Linked DNA regions of Homo sapiens: region 2 is linked to region 1. A link is a contact called in ENCODE Hi-C or POLR2A ChIA-PET data. All regions are on one chromosome and are shown on one strand. Each heading gives the region's core, a stretch centred on a gene start or an enhancer-like site at or near the end of the contact. The rest is flanking DNA. Distances are from core to core; before and after follow the strand shown.

Region 1 (4,256 bases), core at 1,060-3,559:
TATCTGGGCTGGAATGTACTGTTCCTCACAGCACAGTCCCTCATGGTTTCCCTTGGCTAGGGGAGGGAGTTCCCCAATCCCTTGCGCTCCCTGGGTGAGGTGACGCCCCACCCTGCTTCAGCTCGCCCTCTGTAGGCTGCACCCACTGTCTAACCAGTCCCAATGAGATAAGCTGGGTACCTCAGTCGGAAATGCAGAAATCACCTGCCTTCTGCATTGATCTTGCTGGGAGCTGCATACTGGAGCTGTTCCTATTCAGCCATCTTGCCCAGGTCCCCCGGCATGTTTTTTTTTTTTTTTTTTTAATTGAGATGGAGTCTCGTTTTGCCCAGGCTGGAGTGCAGTGGCATGATATCAGCTCACTGCAACATCTGCCTCCTAGGTTCAAGCAATTCTCCTGCCTCAGCCTCCTGAGTAGCTGGGATTACAGGTGCCTGCCACCACGCCTGGCTAATTTTTTTATTTTTAGTAGAGATGGGGTTTCGCCATGTTGGCCAGGCTGGTCTTGAACGCATGACCCCAAGTGATCTGCCCATCTCAGCCTCCCAAAGTGTTGGGATTACAAGCTTCAGCCACCAAGCCCGGCCTCTACATGGCATTTAAAGGTGAATTTATTATTTTAAAATAGGTTATTTGCAACTACCCCTCTTTCCCACAAAACATCATCTGGTAAGGTGGCTAGACATAAGAACCTAAGTGAATTAGAATTACTTTCTGAAAACTCATTGAAGATCTCTGTGTTAATTGGAGCTATTCAGGTACATGACTAGAATTGGAAATCCCTGGCCTGTTTGAACTTTGAAAGTTCTACATTTTAGAGATGAGAGAGACATGTTTTTATAATGTTCTACATTTCTGACCCTGAGTGCTGATTTGGGTGAATAGACCATTGGCTTTACCCATAGGAACCTGGCTGCCTGAGTCAGCAACATCTGCTCTCTGGAGCCTACTGGGAGGCTGGGGGTGGGGGAGGAAGATGGTCTAGGCCACTGAGTGGGGCAGCAGAGCCTGGGGACTAGGAGTGGTGAAAATCAGCCACATTGAACATATGGGTGTCTTCTCAAGGAAATGTGACATATGCGAGAGAAAATGGAGTCTAGAAGGGATGAGGAAGAGGTGATCAAGGGAGTGAGGGGTTCTTGGAGCCAAGGTTCCCTGATTAAGGCTAGTCAGGGTGGGCCTGCATTTCCCCACCCCAAATGCCCGCAATACTCCTGTAGACAACTCTTAGGAAATTCAGCACTTCATTATACACTGCTTCCACTGGAAAATCCTGCCACGTAAGCAGCTTTGGGTCCCAGCTAGATTGGAGATGATCAGTAAGGAACCCTAATGCTACCAACACAAGACAACTAAGAAAAGTGCAAATATTCATGAAAATCGTTGCCAACTGTTTTGTAATCCTCACCACAATCCTGCAAGGTGGACAGCAGCATCCTCACCACTTTTCAGACAGGTAAACAAAGGCTCAGAAAGGAAACAGTACCTGGTTGGAATCAGCACTGAAGCTTCAGCTACCTGCCTGCAGAGATGTGCTCATCTAGCAGTTTCTAGGAGACTAGGCTGGCGGCAGTGCCTGCTCTGATAAGGGAGGAGGAGGGGAGAGGCTTGCTGTGGTGGCTTGTAGGGGGTGTGTGTGTGTGTGTGTGTGTGTGTGTGTGTGTGTCTATTTGTGGGGTCATTTCCAGGGCTACATGTGAGTTTAAGTGTGTGTATATGGGTTGAGATATGGTGTATATGGATATTTGTCGGTCAGTTCTTGGAAAGTGTGTATATGAGTGTGTGTTGAGTGGGGTTGGGGGGTTAGTCCCTGAGCCGTGTGAATATGTGGATGGGGGCACTCGTGAGGGCAAATGGGCTCGGATTTTGTGCATGATTGTGTGTGTGTGTGTGTGTGTGTGAGCTTGAGATTCCAAGTATGTGGGGGAGGGAGGGGGCGGTGTCGGAGATCAATCCCTGGGCCATGTGTTTATAGTGTGTGTGTCTGCCCAGAAGAGAGTGGGTTACTGGGCTGTGCACGTCTGTGTAGGGTGAGTGTGTGTATGAGGGTGAATGAGTGTGGGAGGTGTCATTCCCTGGTCCGTGTGTAAGAGTGTGACCGCGCACGCCTTCGTGTGTGTCCCGGGTGTGTGGGGTCGGGGCGGTGACGAGGTGAGGGGGACGCCGGCCGAGCCCCGCCCTCCGCTGCAGGTGGGCCGGCCCCGCGGCGGGGCCGGCAGCGCTAGCTGTTCTTGGCTCGCGGCCGCGCCGGGCTCGCAGGGCTGGGCTCGGGCTGCGGGGCGGCGCCGGGACAGGAAGCGGAAAGCAGCAGTGCAGCGGCGGCGGCGGCGGGGCTCTGCCTCTCCAGGAGCCCAGCGCAGGCCGCAGAGCCGGGGCCGCTGTGAGCCGAGACCGCGGGCCGCGGAGCTCGGGCGGCCGGCGCGGAGGTGAGTCCCGCGAGAGGCCGAGCGCTGCGCGGCGGCGGTCCCCGGGGCAGACCGTTGGCTGGGAGACGCCCCCACCTCGGACCCCGCGTGCCCCTGCGCCCTCCTCCCGCATTCGCCCCGCCGGACTTCGACCCCGGGTGGCCGGCTCCCGCCTCGGGCCGGGGGCTCCCTCCCCTCCTCCGGAGCGCTCCGGGTAGTGCTTCCTCTGACTCCACTCTTCTCCCCATGCGTTGCGCCCCTCCTGGCCCTGCCGTGCGATCTCCGCCGCACCCCACTCCTTGGGGTCCCGGGGTTCCCTGCTCACACCTCGGACGTCCCTTTCTCCCCGGGCTGGCCTTTGGAGTGCGCCCCTTCGGTGCGCGTGCCGGGGCGGCGGGCAGGCCGGCAGGGAGTGGCCGAGCGTTGGAGGCACCGGGCGGCTGCAGCAGCCGTGCAGGGCGGGAGCCGGGCGCGCACCGGGGTTCCCACCCCTGGCGGGGCTCGACCCGGGCGCCGCCTGGCCCTTCGCCAGGAACCGGGACAGAGCTGGTCTGTGTGCACACCTCGCTCACAAAAAATTGAGCCGGCCCTGGAGGCCTGGGGGGCGAGTCCGGTTGCGCCTCGGAGAGCGCAACAGGCAGGTAGGAGTTTACTTTCAAAAACGCCGGGGTGGAGCAGAGGCGCCTGGCGGGTCTCTGCCCAAGGTGTCCCTGCTGGAGGAAATCTCACCGCGCCGGGGCAGCCTTCGCCACCGGCAGGACCTCATTTCCTTCTGCAGTCTTTGAACTGCCCCAAGCATCGCGCCTAGAGAAGTGTGAAGCTTTATAAAAATTTAAACGCGTCCGTGGTGGCGGCAGCAGTGGGGCGGAGCCGCGGCCTGGCTGCTGTGTGATGAGCAGATGAGACTTGGAGCTGAGGAATCTGTTGCTCAGTTTTCACTTCTCCAAACCAGGTCTAATGCCCACGCTGCGAAGGTGTTGTGAGCTCTCTTAGATTCTCCTTAGGAAGTGTTAGAGCGCCTTATGATGATGATTGTGTAGATGGCCCATGCATTTTGTTAAAACTCTTGACCTGGCTTTGGTTAGAAATGAATGTATTCTTAGACACTTAGTCCAAAAGCTAACAAACTGTAAAAGAATCTGGCATTTTCACTGACATGTTTATAAATTTTACGGGGCTGCTGAAAAATATTATAACTTGTATCACCAGTCAACAATGCTAATTAGCATTCTCCCGTCAGTGGGTGGGTTGAGTACACAGCTCCCAGGCTCTGCAAGTGAGATGGCAGAAATTGTCTGAATACAGGGAGAGGTAATTAGCCATTTTCTGTAACCACTAATTATAGAGTTTTTAGGGTTGAATTAAATCAATGTGATATAGTTGGGGCTTTGATTTGTGGGAGGAAACTGTTTCTTTTTCCAGTTCAAAGAAATAACACGCTTCACCTATCCATGAGCATTAAACATTCCCAAACGTTGATGTCTCTCAGTATAATTAGTGAAAACACTCAGTGTGGAATTTCACTATTAACAATGTTGGCAGTGAGGCTTGCTTGCAACTTAATTTGTAAGTAAAATGGGAGAAGAATTTTGAGAGTGATATATTTGTAAGGACTGCTTGCCAAGCAGTACATTTTTATTGTCTTATGTATTAAGCAACAGGACAAAACCATAAAGGAAATTTAAAGTTTCTTTACCAAGCAACAATTCCATGTCACCCTTTGTTTGAAGGATAAATGTGTTGAATGAAGAAGGCATCCTCCCCTTCATCATCCCCTTAACACACTTATATACACACACTGTGCTTGCTACCCTAGGCCTTATCAGCTATTTTGGTGGGATGGGCCCTTGT
Region 2 (4,256 bases), core at 725-3,224, 140 kb after region 1:
CACAATGGTTGAACTAGTTTACACTCCCACCAATAGTGTAAATGTGTTCCAATTTCTCCACATCCTCTCCATCACCTGTTGTTTCCTGACTTTTTAATGATCGCCATTCTAACTGGTGTGATACGAAATCAATGAACAAAAATCACAAGCATTCTTATACACCAATAACAGACAAACAGAGAGCCAAATCATGAGTGAACTCCCATTCACAATTGCTACAAAGAGAATAAAATACCTAAGAATCCAATGTAAAAGGGATGTGAAGGACCTCTTCAAGGAGAACTACAAACCACTGCTCAATGAAATCAAAGAGGACACAAACAAATGGAAGAACATTCCATGCTCATGGATAGAAAGAATCAGCATTGTGGAAATGGCCATACTGCCCAAGGTAATTTTTAGATTCAATGCCATCCCCATCAAGCTACCAATGACTTTCTTCACAGAACTGGAAAAAACTACTTTAAATTTCATATGGAACCAAAAAAAAGAGTCCTTATAGCCAAGACAATCTTAAGCAAAAAGAACAAAGCTGGAGGCATCATGCTACCTGACTTCAAACTATATTACAAGGCTACAGTAACCAAAACAGCATGTTACTGGTACCAAAACAGATATATAGACCAATGGAACAGAACAGAGTCCTCAGAAATAACACCACACATCTGCAAACATCTGATCTTTGACAAACCTAACAAAAAGAAGAAATGGGAAAAGGATTCCCTATTTAATAAATGGTGCTGGGAAAACTGGCTAGCCATATGTAGAAAGCTGAAACTGGATCCCTTCCTTACACCTTATACAAAAATTAATTCACGATGGATTAAAGACTTAAATGTTAGACCTAAAACCATAAAAACCCTAGAAGAAAACTTAGGCATTACCATTCAGGACATAGGCATGGGCAAGGGCTTCATGACTAAAATGCCAAAAGCAATGGCAACAAAAGCAAAAATAGACAAATGGGATCTAATTAAACTAAAGAGCATCTGCACAGCAAAAGAAACTACCATCAGCACGAACAGGCAACCTACAGAATGGGAGAAAATTTTTGCAATCTACCTATCTGGCAAAGGGCTAATATCCAGAATCTACAAAGGACTCAAACAAATTTACAAGAAAAAATCAAACAACCCCATCAAAAAGTGGGCAAGGGATATGAACAGACACTTGTCAAAAGAAGACATTTATGCAGCCAACAGACACATGAAAAAATGCTCATCATCACTGGTCATCAGAGAAATGCAAATCAAAACCACAATGAGACACCATCTCACACCAGTTAGAAAGACTGCCTTCTCTTGTCTTAAACCCTCATCATAGTAGTGGCTAAGCCTGGTTGTTGAAAGATGACTGCAAACAACTCCAGGGCTCCATAATTTTTCCTCCAGAAAGAGAGTGTGACGATTTTTTGTCCCCTCAGAAACCAGCCCAGCCATCTTCTCCAATCTCATAAACTAAAATTGAATCATGTGCTCACAACTGAAAAATAGAATCCACTCAGACTCCGGTGGGGTCAGTTCCCTGAAAGCTGGGCTGCCAGAGAGGGGTGGAATACCCAAACAATACTCAGGTCACTGTCAAAAGTCAGAGGATTGAGGAGACTGAGGACACTGCAGTCACAATGTCCACTTGGGTGGGTATCAGACCATTTGTAAATGCTTTGAGACAGATAACATAAGTGTGAGCAATCTCTTCCTTCCTAATAAATGAAAAGCCAAATCTGTTATAATTATGATAGTATCTTTTGCACTCTCATTTTAGATATTTTAGGAGACATCTGGATGTGTACATGGGATTTAGGTCAGATAAATTAAACTAATAGAGTTATGAAAATCACCTTGAGGTGAACTTGCAGAATTAATAATATTGGTATGTTCCTCTTCCCTTGTGTTTCAGTACCAAAGTTTCTTGTATGTTCTTGTCTTTATGTGTTATAGGCACAAATTAGGCAATATGGTGACTAAGAACAAAGATAATTGAAAGCTCTGCAAGAATCAAAACCACTGTGGCAGCTGAGTGATCATCTGAGAGCGTGAGTCAGGAGCTGGCCCATCTGACCCCACTAAGGGCCATGTGGACTAATATATTTAATCAGAGGCACTCAGCAGTTTTATTTTAAGTGGCAAGACATTTAGGTTAGTATTTAAGATACTTATAAAAAAATAAAATTGAATAAGATGCCATAGTGCCATTAATGTCATGAACCCTGGGAACACTGTCACAACCCCCAGCTGAGAAGTGCTGAAACAGGCCATTTGTAGGACTCACCATGTCCCAAGTGCCGTACCGAGCATCTTACATGCAATGAAGAATATATATCCTCACAGATATATATTCTGTGAGGCAGAATAGAAGAATGCCAGAAGTAGTCACTGGCATTGTCTACATTTTACAGATAAATAAAAAGGTGAAAAAAGGTGGTATTCCCTTGCCCGATGTCGCCTGATAGTAGGCAGTAAAGTTGTGTCCCAAGCAGCTGGGATTCTGGCACCAGAGTATGTGTAATTAACCACTACACTGTACACTTCTGTTAAGTGCTTGGGGCAAAATTTTTAGCTAAATAATGGCTTTGGCTTCACAGATATGAATAAATCAACATAAGTGTTGGATTTTTAGCAGAGGTCTCTGTATTTCACGCCAAGTTCTAGTCTCAGGAAGTATTGTTGCAAGTGCTTTCACTTCTTTTGAGGCTTAATACCAGAAGTCTAGATTAGTTGATTCTCAATCAGAGGTGATTTTGATTTGGCAGTGTCTGGAAACATTTTTGATAGCCACAACTCAGAGATGTGTTGGCTGGGGTGTTCCTGGCCCCTAGTGAACAGAGCTCAGTGATGTGCTAAATATTCCACAATGCACAAAACAACTCTCCACTACAAAGAACTGTCCAAACCAAAATGTCACTAGTGCTAAGGTTGAAAAACCCTGAGCTACACTGAAACAGAGCTTGCAATGTGTGCATTGAGATCCCCTCTCTATGGACACTTCCCGGAGTTTTGTCCCTGTGACTTGAGTAGCAGTCATCGTGCCTAACCCTGCTCACAGAGCCTGAAGAATACATGGCACATTTCACTCCTTGTTAGGTATATGAGCACTGGTTCAGCTTGTGTCGCCCTTTATAGCCCTGTCTCCTTGCCTCACAAGCTATGGGATAAGTTTAGAGTGGGAGGAATACTTTCTCCTTAACTGTTCCAGGACAAGCATTCTCAGTGTGTCTGGCTCTTTTAGGTTTTCTGAGTCATGCTTTAATATAGTCCTTGGATTCTTCTTTCTGCCTGTCCTGTTTGCTAGGTTCTTGTGGTAGCAGCCACCCAGTCTCTGAAATCCCCTGTCATCCTCAGCATACAACCAGCCTGATGCAGCTGAGGTGCTCAGGTTTCTGTGTGATTTTGTCCTGTGGTCAGAGCTCTCAGGTGCTTTGGAGTGCATAGACACATGACTGAGGTAAAGCATGGGGCAGGTCCTTGTGGTGTTGGTGCAGTGGCACCCCAAGGCCTGTGGGCTCATAAGAACAGGAATGATATCTGCTAGGGCAGCATCTCAGCACTGCTTCAGGAATAGCTGCTGTATCTTGCAACATGTGGTCTGCATTGGTAGCATTCAGAGACATTCCATTGCCACTCCTTCCTAGAGTAAAGGAACTGCTAATCCTCCCTCTGACTCATAACTAAAGCCAGCTTTCAAAGTGGTGAGGTTGCAGAGCTTGAGGGAGGGGCCTCATGGTCCCAAATACCTACTCCACTTGTTTGCTACTCCAAGGAATTTGTATACAGTCAGTTAATATTATTATCACTCACTCCAATTTTATAGATGAGAATCCTTGAACTCAGAGAAGTTAAGTGACTTTTCTGAGGTGACACAACTAATAAGCTAGGTGATCCATGTCTATATATTTCACATTCACTACTCTCTGCTGGGCTATTACCAAGAAATTCCTTGGCCTTACCTAATACTGGATAGGACTAATTAAGTGATCCAAGTATCTAAGCAACAAGGGTATGTCTGCACCAACAAACCTGAATGTAACTTCTAGATCTGAAAAATAAAATACTGATGGTCCCTAACTTATGATGGTTCAACTTAACACTCTTTAAACTATACCATGGTGCAAAGGCAATATGCATTCAGCAGAAACCATACTTTGAGTACCCATACAATTGTTCTGTTTTTCACTCTCAATGTAGTATTCAATAAATTACATAGGATAATCAATTATTTCTTATAAAATAGGCTTTGCGTTAGATGATTTTGCCCAA

What was found. A loop is a pair of places that touch in the nucleus more often than their neighbours do. ChIA-PET counts read pairs that join two places held with the same protein, here RNA polymerase II (POLR2A). Pooled maps may share reads with other maps.
Region 2: a map of tibial artery shows a loop between it and region 1 (4-fold over the local background). The contact joins the enhancer-like site here to the promoter of VANGL1 in region 1. A Hi-C loop is called at or near these places in 2 of 168 maps with a recorded cell type or tissue (prostate gland and tibial artery), 1 of 37 single-sample maps with no recorded cell type and 8 of 50 pooled maps. POLR2A ChIA-PET finds 5 or more read pairs at or near these places in 3 of 52 experiments (H1, MCF 10A and WTC11).

The regions. Positions count from the first base shown.
Region 1 is chr1:115,639,661-115,643,916 of GRCh38, forward strand. VANGL1 (VANGL planar cell polarity protein 1) reads left to right here and starts at 2,310. Exons shown (of 8, transcript NM_138959.3): 1 at 2,310-2,426. RefSeq lists a silencer at 2,042-3,031 and an enhancer at 2,167-2,925.
Region 2 is chr1:115,779,542-115,783,797 of GRCh38, forward strand. No RefSeq gene overlaps it. Among named protein-coding and RNA genes, the nearest start is that of CASQ2, 13 kb to the left of the region's middle. Within about 2 kb of position 1,975, at least 3 of the 41 ENCODE cell types and tissues checked have a DNase peak (open chromatin) inside an H3K27ac peak, as active enhancers do.